Regions from separate parts of the Mus musculus genome. Here region 2 is linked to region 1. A link is a loop called in an ENCODE intact Hi-C map of the cell type or tissue named here. Cell type or tissue: heart. All regions are shown on one strand.

What was found. Peaks named below come from ENCODE experiments on the same cell type or tissue, not always from the same donor. Only the 100,000 strongest peaks of a DNase experiment are listed, where the experiment ranks them.
Region 2: a loop joins it to region 1, with 1.8 times the contacts of the local background. A loop is called at or near these places in 2 of 42 quality-filtered maps.

The regions. Positions count from the first base shown.
Region 1 is chr9:32,670,047-32,674,046 of GRCm38, reverse strand. All of the region lies in intron 3 of Ets1 (E26 avian leukemia oncogene 1, 5' domain), which reads right to left. Among named protein-coding and RNA genes, the nearest start is that of Ets1, 36 kb to the right of the region's middle. In heart, a CTCF peak has its summit at 1,855; a DNase peak (open chromatin) is centred at 1,746; H3K4me3 peaks cover 1,377 bases; H3K27ac peaks cover 2,541 bases.
Region 2 is chr9:32,785,716-32,789,715 of GRCm38, reverse strand. All of the region lies in intron 1 of Gm3331 (a long non-coding RNA gene), which reads right to left. Among named protein-coding and RNA genes, the nearest start is that of Gm3331, 4.6 kb to the right of the region's middle. In heart, no CTCF peak of the experiment used is centred here; DNase peaks (open chromatin) are centred at 255, 1,875 and 2,445; H3K27ac peaks cover 582 bases.

The sequences.
Region 1 (4,000 bases):
GCTTCTGCGGGGCACAATGGAACCTTTCCCCTTACTGTAGGAGATCCTAACTTCTCTGGAGTCCCAGATCATGCTGAGAAGCAGGGGAAAGCAAAATTCTTGTATGTATTATTTTTGGCAAGATCATTTCTGACGAAGAAGAAGAAGAAGAAGAAGAAGAAGAAGAAGAAGAAGAAGAAGAAGAAGAAGAAGAAGAAGAAGAAGAAGAAGAAAAGAAGAAGAGGAGGAGGAGGAGGAGGAAGAAGAAGAAGAAGAAGAAGAAGAAGAAGAAGAAGAAGAAGAAGAAGAAGAAGAAGAAGAAGAAGAAGAAGAAGAAGAAGAAGAAGAAGAAAATCTGTGACAATTAGCAGATTTAAGACTTGGTAGAAGGTCTTCAGGGTTGGTGATGTACAAGCAGGAGACCCAATAAAAGACACAGGCAGTTAGGACCTGGTTCTATCGCTGTTTAAATCACTGGTGTTTCTGCTTTCCCACTACCTCTTGACAAGGTCTTCAAGAAAGGAATTCCAACTTGCAAAGCAGTTTGCTTGCTTTGGAGGCTGAGGTTTAAATGCCACCTGAAAGGGTGAATAGAGTTTGTGGAAATCTGTTTTATTAAGAAGCAAGAGTCTTCAAAGGCCATAGGTAAGGCTTAATAGGATGCTCAGGAATAGGAAGCCCATCCATATTAAAAAACAAAAAACAAACAAACAAAAAACCACAGTGATGCAGAGAAGAGAGAGCCAGCCCTCCAGACAGTGAGATAGGGCAGGGTCTGAACTGAAAGGCAGAGGCTATGCACAGGGGCGAGTTCTGAGGGCCAAAGGCTGCCCAGGGAGAGGTGATCTCTCCCATAGTGCAATTAGGCCTCCTGTTTGACCCCTGACTTTTGCCCCACAGGATATTTATGGTCTCTGGACAGGCAGCTAGGGGGCAAATGAAGGGATATAGACTCTGAAGGCCCTTAGTAGGGAAAGAACTAGAAGGAGAGAACTGAGGTGGAGGGGGGGGCAGGGATGGAGAGAAGGTAGGAGAAGGGAGACAAGGAGAGAGGGAGGGAGGGACAGCAGGCAAACAAGCTGGCTTTCCTAACAGCAAGGACTCTCCTGGCAGGGAGTGGTGCCCTTGCTTACACCCCACCTATCTAGAACTCCCATTAGCCTCTTGCAATCTAAATCTAAGTTCAGAATCTCATCTGTTTCTTAAGCAGATGTGCCACCACAAACCAAGGGGACAGCAGGCAGGTCAGGCAGGCCAGGCCTCTCCCCTCCCAGAGTCAGCAGTGGCAGCTGCCCAAGGTGGGGCCTGGATACCCCACTTCGGGGCGGGCCGCTGGGGCGCTGCTTGGCTGGCAGTGCCGGGGTTAACCCGGCAGCCCTGCGGAGCAAAGATTTCTGTTTTATTTCAGCGGGGGAAGTGTGTGCTGCCTGATTAGCTGGATGGTTTCCTCTTTTCCCATAACCTCCAGACCCCCACGGCCCAAGTGTTTACTCTCTGAAATAAAAAATCTGCTGGTGTTTTTCTTTTTGTGTGCTCGTGTATTTTGGGAGGATTGCAGAGGAGGAAGGCGGGGTCGGGGTGAGGGACCAGCCTGGGGGAAGGGAGGGCGCAGCCTCCAGCTGCAGAAGCTGCAGCTCAAGAAAGCAACTTCTTAACGAGGGAGCTGGTCTCTTGCTCTGGCAGCTATAAACACACTGAACATCTGGAGGCCAAGAGTCTCTCCCGGCCAGACGTGAGCACCACAGGCTGTCCCTGCCCGGCCGTCCCCACCCCCTCGGCTCTCACACCCCCTCTCAACTCAGATCAGCCCCAGCCCTCTCACATCATCCACCCACCCGACCATTTCCATTCACAGAGATCCGCAGCGCCCGCTAGCAGCCGGCCCGCGGGAGCTGAGAGGAGACGAGCAGGCGACGCCAGCCAGCAGTGGCCACCCCGCCCCCGCCCCTGTTCCAGAAGAGGGGTCAAACTGCTAGAATCCAATAAGAACTTGGTGCCCCGGGGACCTTTTCCCAACTCGGACTAAATATTTGCGGTTTGAAGAAGTTAAGAGAACTCCCCCGCCCCTCCAGAGCCCCCTGAGAGTTCCAGTGCAATGCTGTTACTTCCTTGGCTTTTTTGAGAAACAAGGAATTTATCTATCAGGTGGTCAGGCCAACAGAAGGCTTGCATGCTAATTGTCACTCTGCTCGCCCTGCTGAGATGAGACGCTCTTTCTGCACCTGGGTCTCCTTCCTTTCCCAGCACCGAGGAAAGGATTCATTCTCTCACACACAGCCAGCCAAAGTCCTGACTTTTCCTTAGCATAGCTCCAGTGAGCCCCAATCCCAGAATGCCCTGGGTACTTCTTCTCAGGTACCCCTCTCTTTTTACTGGTGAAACGAGTTATAGTGGGGACAATGTTGGCAGATGTAATATATGTGTTATATATGATAGAAAAAGAGGAGAAGGAGAGGGCACGGGGGGGGGGGCGGGGGTGGAAAAAAAGGAGGAAAGAGAGAGCCTGAGGGTAGGATGTGCCTTGGGCAATGAGAAAGTAGTCAAAGCTTTTTAGGTCAGAGTCAGACACCTTCTTTCTCTGGCTCCTTTAACTTCATCGTTGAACTATGGTTCATAGGAAGGGTGGCATTTATTGTCCATTGACCAAGGCCTTTCATGTCTTAAATTATGAAACCAGCATAAGAACTCAAAAATAAGGTTAAGGACCTGTCTGTTGAAGATTAGAAACCCAAGAAATGTATTAAAAACTCCAGGACATGATGCTGTGTTCTTGCTCTCTCTACCAAACCAATTTAAACCCTTGAACTAGACCCAGTTCTATTTAGAGTCATACCCTCACACAAAGAATCTGAATGTTAAGGACCACACATTCAAAGGTTTCAAGGAGGCAGAAGGTGGGAGTCTAAGAGAGGAGGCAGTAAACCCTGGCCAATAGGAACCAGCCACCCACAGCTGGCCAGGAATCCACTTTCCCTTGCAGAGGAAGGCTCAGGCACACAGATACCTTGATATAAAAAACAAAACAAAAAACAAAAACCCACAGAGTAAATGCAAACAAACATGGAGGAGCAGTGAGTGGATTTGGGGCTAGCCTCACCTATGACCTTTTATTCCAGTATGTACTTAAAGCCCCTCAGAGATGTGATGGGGAAGGTGTGTGAAAAGATCGTCCCTGGACACCTTCCTCTAGGGACCCAAGAAGGGCAGTTAGACCTGGTCTTTTGGGAAAGATGAACTTTGAGACAAGACTATAGCTAGCTCTTTCTGAGATAGCACAGCTGCCAAACCAGGATCAGAGGAACCCAAGCTGCCCATCTCCCTTAGTGGTCAGACCCTATTTACAGAAAGACAATTCTCTCCTATTAGGCTACATAGCCTTTTCCAGACCAGTCAGGGCTACATAGAGACTGTCTGAAAAATAAGTAAATACTTAAATAATAGTAATAACAACAACAACAACAATAAAAACAAATTAGTTGTAAGGAACTGCCTTGTCAAAGTTTAGACTGTGCCACATTGAGTTGGAAAATCAAGAACATCCAATAAAATGTTGAGAATGGGGGCCCCTGAAAGGCTCCTCATGTACCTCACTATAGGCTACCATAGCCTTCTCTGGCAGAAAGAGCCGAGCATTCTATCTGGGACAGATTAGTCCAATATTGTAATATCCAATGTCATCAGTGGTACTCACAGACTCAGGGGCTTAGAATTGTTTTGAAGAACAAAGAACCTCTAAAAAAAAAAAAGAGTGTCCTAGAAAAAGAAAAATGTGTCCTGAGACAGAACAGAAATGTGCAGCAGATGGAGTTTGAAGCGCTGGTTTTAAGCCCTGTGGCCATCAGACACAGTCAGCTGAAAGAACAAACCTGCTGTGAGCATAAACATTCCAGGCCAGGTGAGTCTCTCTTGAAGTCTTGCTGGCATGTCTTCAACACTCTCAACACTTGAAAAGCCAAACTGGAGACTCTTGCTTTCCTGCTGAAACATCCCACCTGCCTGCCTGTCAATGCCCTTTCCAAAC
Region 2 (4,000 bases), 120 kb before region 1:
GGAGAAAAGCAGAACACTCTTTTGAGATGCACAGCTAAGTTTCAAACTTGCTGTTTTGTCCCACCCCTGCCCAGCAGGCCCTCACTAGATTGGCACAGCTCTCAAAGCTACCCAGGATACTGAGTGTGGCTCTAACTTGCCAGTCCACCCTCTCAACAGGATGTCCTGGCGTAACCAGCCTGGACCCAGCCCAGACTGAGTAATGAGATACAGAGCCTGTCGCCGGGTGAAGCAGCATTTGCGTCAGGAGTTGTCACTTTCTGGCGGTTGCCTGGTGACCCTCATGGAAAATGAGATGTGGCAGGCCACACCACAGAAACCACTCCCTCAGCTGGCCAGCTCGTTGGAAAGCCAAGTGCCATGGGAGAGAGGGATGCCCTAAAAGAGCTGTTCCCGAGGCACCCTTTGGTGTGGATGTAGGGGCAGAGAGATGGGAAGAGAGGTTTGGGGAACATGAGCTGATCATGAAGACAGAGTAGGCCCAGATCCCTAGTTAATACTTGTCCCCCAGCTCCTCGGTGTTAGGAAACACACGCACACATTCCACCAGCGGATGGTAACCCACAGCTCCAAAAACACAGAACGATGTGTTCAAAGTTGTTCAACTTGCTGTCCTAGGCTGCTTCCAGCGATGGCCTTTGTCACAGAGGGGGAAGGCTAGGCACACAGGGGTCAAACCACTTGCCCAATGAAAGGAGGCATGCCTGAGACAAGAAGATATATATATGCAAAGTGACTGTAGATAAGAATACAGAAGGGGAGTCAGATGGCCATTGATTGGGAAAATAGATAGTGAGCCTTGTCAATGGAAAAACAAGGCACTCCATGCACTTCAAAGAAACAGAGCATTAGGCACGAGCTAAAATGTTAGATGATCAGAAGTGTGCAGAGGCCACGTGGGTTAGACAAGCTGTTCCGCCTCTCCCTCCCGCCTCAATTAAACTAACGAGTATTATAACAGTGTCTGCAGGTGTCAATGCACTTGCTCTGGAGACGAAGACATTCATGCTCAGAGAGACTGAGCAACTTGTCTGAGACTGCACAGCTACGCAAAGCCAAGACAAAATGCTAGTCCTGTGATTTCAAGTCTACCGGCTCTTCTACTCACATTCTTGCAGGAAGACTTGTCCACCACCACCCATACCGTCTTTCTTTATTCTCCTCTTTCCCTATACCACACACAGGATAGGCTTCCTACAACTTGACTGAGCCAAGAGTTAATTTCACTGATTTGATGTTTATTTATTCATCCAGTGCCTACTTTTGGAGAACTCACAGAATCCCCATCACACTAGATTCTGAAGAAATGGATCAGGGAGATAAACCCCAATCCTTGAGAAGGTAAAAGTATTTAATGCTTCAAAAGTGATCCATGGACTTATGGAACTGCTCCGCAAGTACGATGCCCAAAATGTCTAGCCTTTTGAGAGAGTCTCCATTATGGCTCCTGCCATACTTAAAAGAAACACAGCCTTCTTTCCATTCCTTCCTGCTCCGTTTACACGCATGAGTCGTATGTCAGTAATGGCTTCAATCCCATCCACCAATGGTTAGTGTTTATCCAATTCAATTATGAAGTTATGAAAATTAATGATATAACTATGTTAATTTGTAAGGAAACCTTTGATATAAATATTTCAGTGGGGTTGTAACCAGCACTTACATAATGGCCCAGGATCACCGAAGAAGGTGGAGATCACAGCTAAGGTGGATGTCATTCAGGAGAGGAGTAGGGAGCCCTTCCCAGAGCCCAGCCCTCTCTATCTGCCTCCAGGCCTCAGGTTTGGAGCAGTGCTTGGATTTCTGGGTGCTTCATTTCACTTGTACTTGGCTGAGGCAGTTTCCTGTTTCTAAGAAAAGACCCGGGTTGGATGTCTCAGGAGGTCCTTTGGACAGCAGATCCTGCTGGCCTCAGACCTGTCAAGAGAAGCCTGGGTGGGGGAAGGGCAGCTAGCCATCTGGGGAGGATTTGTCCTCATTAACCCTCTCCAACCCAAAGAGTTCCTGGGGCTCACACTGCTAAGCAATTACAAATATTTGTGAGATTGGATGAAAAATGAAGTTTACATCTGGACCAAGTAGGCATGAGCTATTTGGAGAACATCTGGATTTGCTAAGCCTAAATAAAAATCGGAAAGGCCAAGGACCACTGAAAGGGACCCCCATTGTACAGCCCCCTGGATACTGCACAGAGACTCAGCCAGGGCTCCATGCACAGCTCTCCCCAGCTTTGCCTTTCTGTTTCCATCGCTGATTCTCACAAATCACTTTTCCAGTGGTATCACGGGCTGTTGCCATGGAGACAGCTGTTGTGGCAAACAGAAGTGCCCCCATCTTTGCCCCATGGCTTGCAAACTGTGGCAGAAATTGGACAGAAGCCATGGCATGGCCACAGCCCTCAATGAAACACTCGAGGGACACACTCGATGGGAATGGAAAACCCCACAGGAGAACCGAGTCGGTGCTGCCTCCCCAAGAAGCCAGGCCCAGCCAGTCCTTCAAGCCAAGGGCAAGGAATGGCTGTCCCCACCCCTGCATCTTGGAAACCAGCCTCCAGCAGTGGTGGAGTGCTCTGTAGCCCGGCTTACTGGTAAGCCACAATTATCAGCATTCCTTGCAGTGGCTTACAAAGGCTGTGGGTGGAAAGAACATTGGAGTTCTATGAGCTGAGCACCAGCTCCGGAATCTCAGCCACCTGGGGTCAAACCCTGGCTCCACAGCTCATAGTGTGGTGGCTTGGCAGAAAAGCTATGCAGACTCCCTAAAACACCAGTGAAATCACAGAGAACTCCTCTTTAGATTGCTTGTTTCATCCTCTGAGTTGCTGTAGGTAGGATCTCATTTGTACTCCTACCTAGCTCAATACTTCTTTACCAGTGGCCAAAGGGTCATTTTAAAAATAGAATTCTATCATTGCTTCTTGGTTGAAACCATCCGGTGACTTTCCACTGGGAATAAGATTTACCCACAGCATCTGGTGGCCCTAGCACTCATGGTCTATTCACAATCCCCCCACCCCCACCCCACCCCACCAAGGCCCTGTGACCTTAGCTTTGACTCCACTTTGTCATCCCTACAGAGATGTCCTTCTTCTATGTCACAAAAGTCACCTTTTCAGAAGAGAGCCAACCATCTGAAATTTCTGCCTTCGGCTCCCAATGCTCAATTCTGTCATCTACAAGGCTTTCTCTGTGGTATTCATTAATTTCTGAAGTTATCTTTATTATTTTCATATTTTTTTCTCTCCAGGTAGAAGCAGCTTCATGTTTATTTATAGAGTTTCTCCAGCAGTCCCTGATAAATAATAAGTACTATGTGACTGTATTTATAATGATATGTCTGTATGCTTTCTTAAGGTATTTAATTTAGTGCCTGTTTGATAAGCATCTGTTGTTAAATTATTACTGCATTGTTTGAACATAATAATGCTCATCTCTTATATTAATATTAGAGTAGTCCAATGCAGTTCACTGAGCGTCTTACCTGACTCTTATAGCTGGTATATAAAATGACAAGCACTGATTTGGGGGTTGTTATAGTTGTTGTTACTGTTGGTGGTGGTGGTGGTGTGGGTATGTGTGTGCTCACACACACTTTTAAGGGGATTTACGTAGGGCCAGAGGGCCATGTTGTGAGTCTTCCTCAATCCTTCTCCACCCATTTCTTTTTTGATACAGAGTCTCTCATTGAACCTGAAGTGCAGCATCTGCCTAGGATGACCAGCCAGCCAGATCCATCAGCCTGCGTGCCTTGGCCTCCCCAATGCTGGAATTCCAGCGTCCAGATTTGGCATTCATAACTTTGAATTGCAGATGATGGCGTTGGCAAGTCAAACTATAAACCAGGCCTTTGAACAAGACCAAGTCTCTGCATGACTCTTCTTTGGGGTACTTGGAGTTTCTAAGCAGAAGACAAACATCCCTGTGGACTTTAGGAGTCCCTTGGAGAGTGTGGTGAGCAAGATTCTACCCAAGCTTTGTGGTCCACAGTGGAAGGAAAG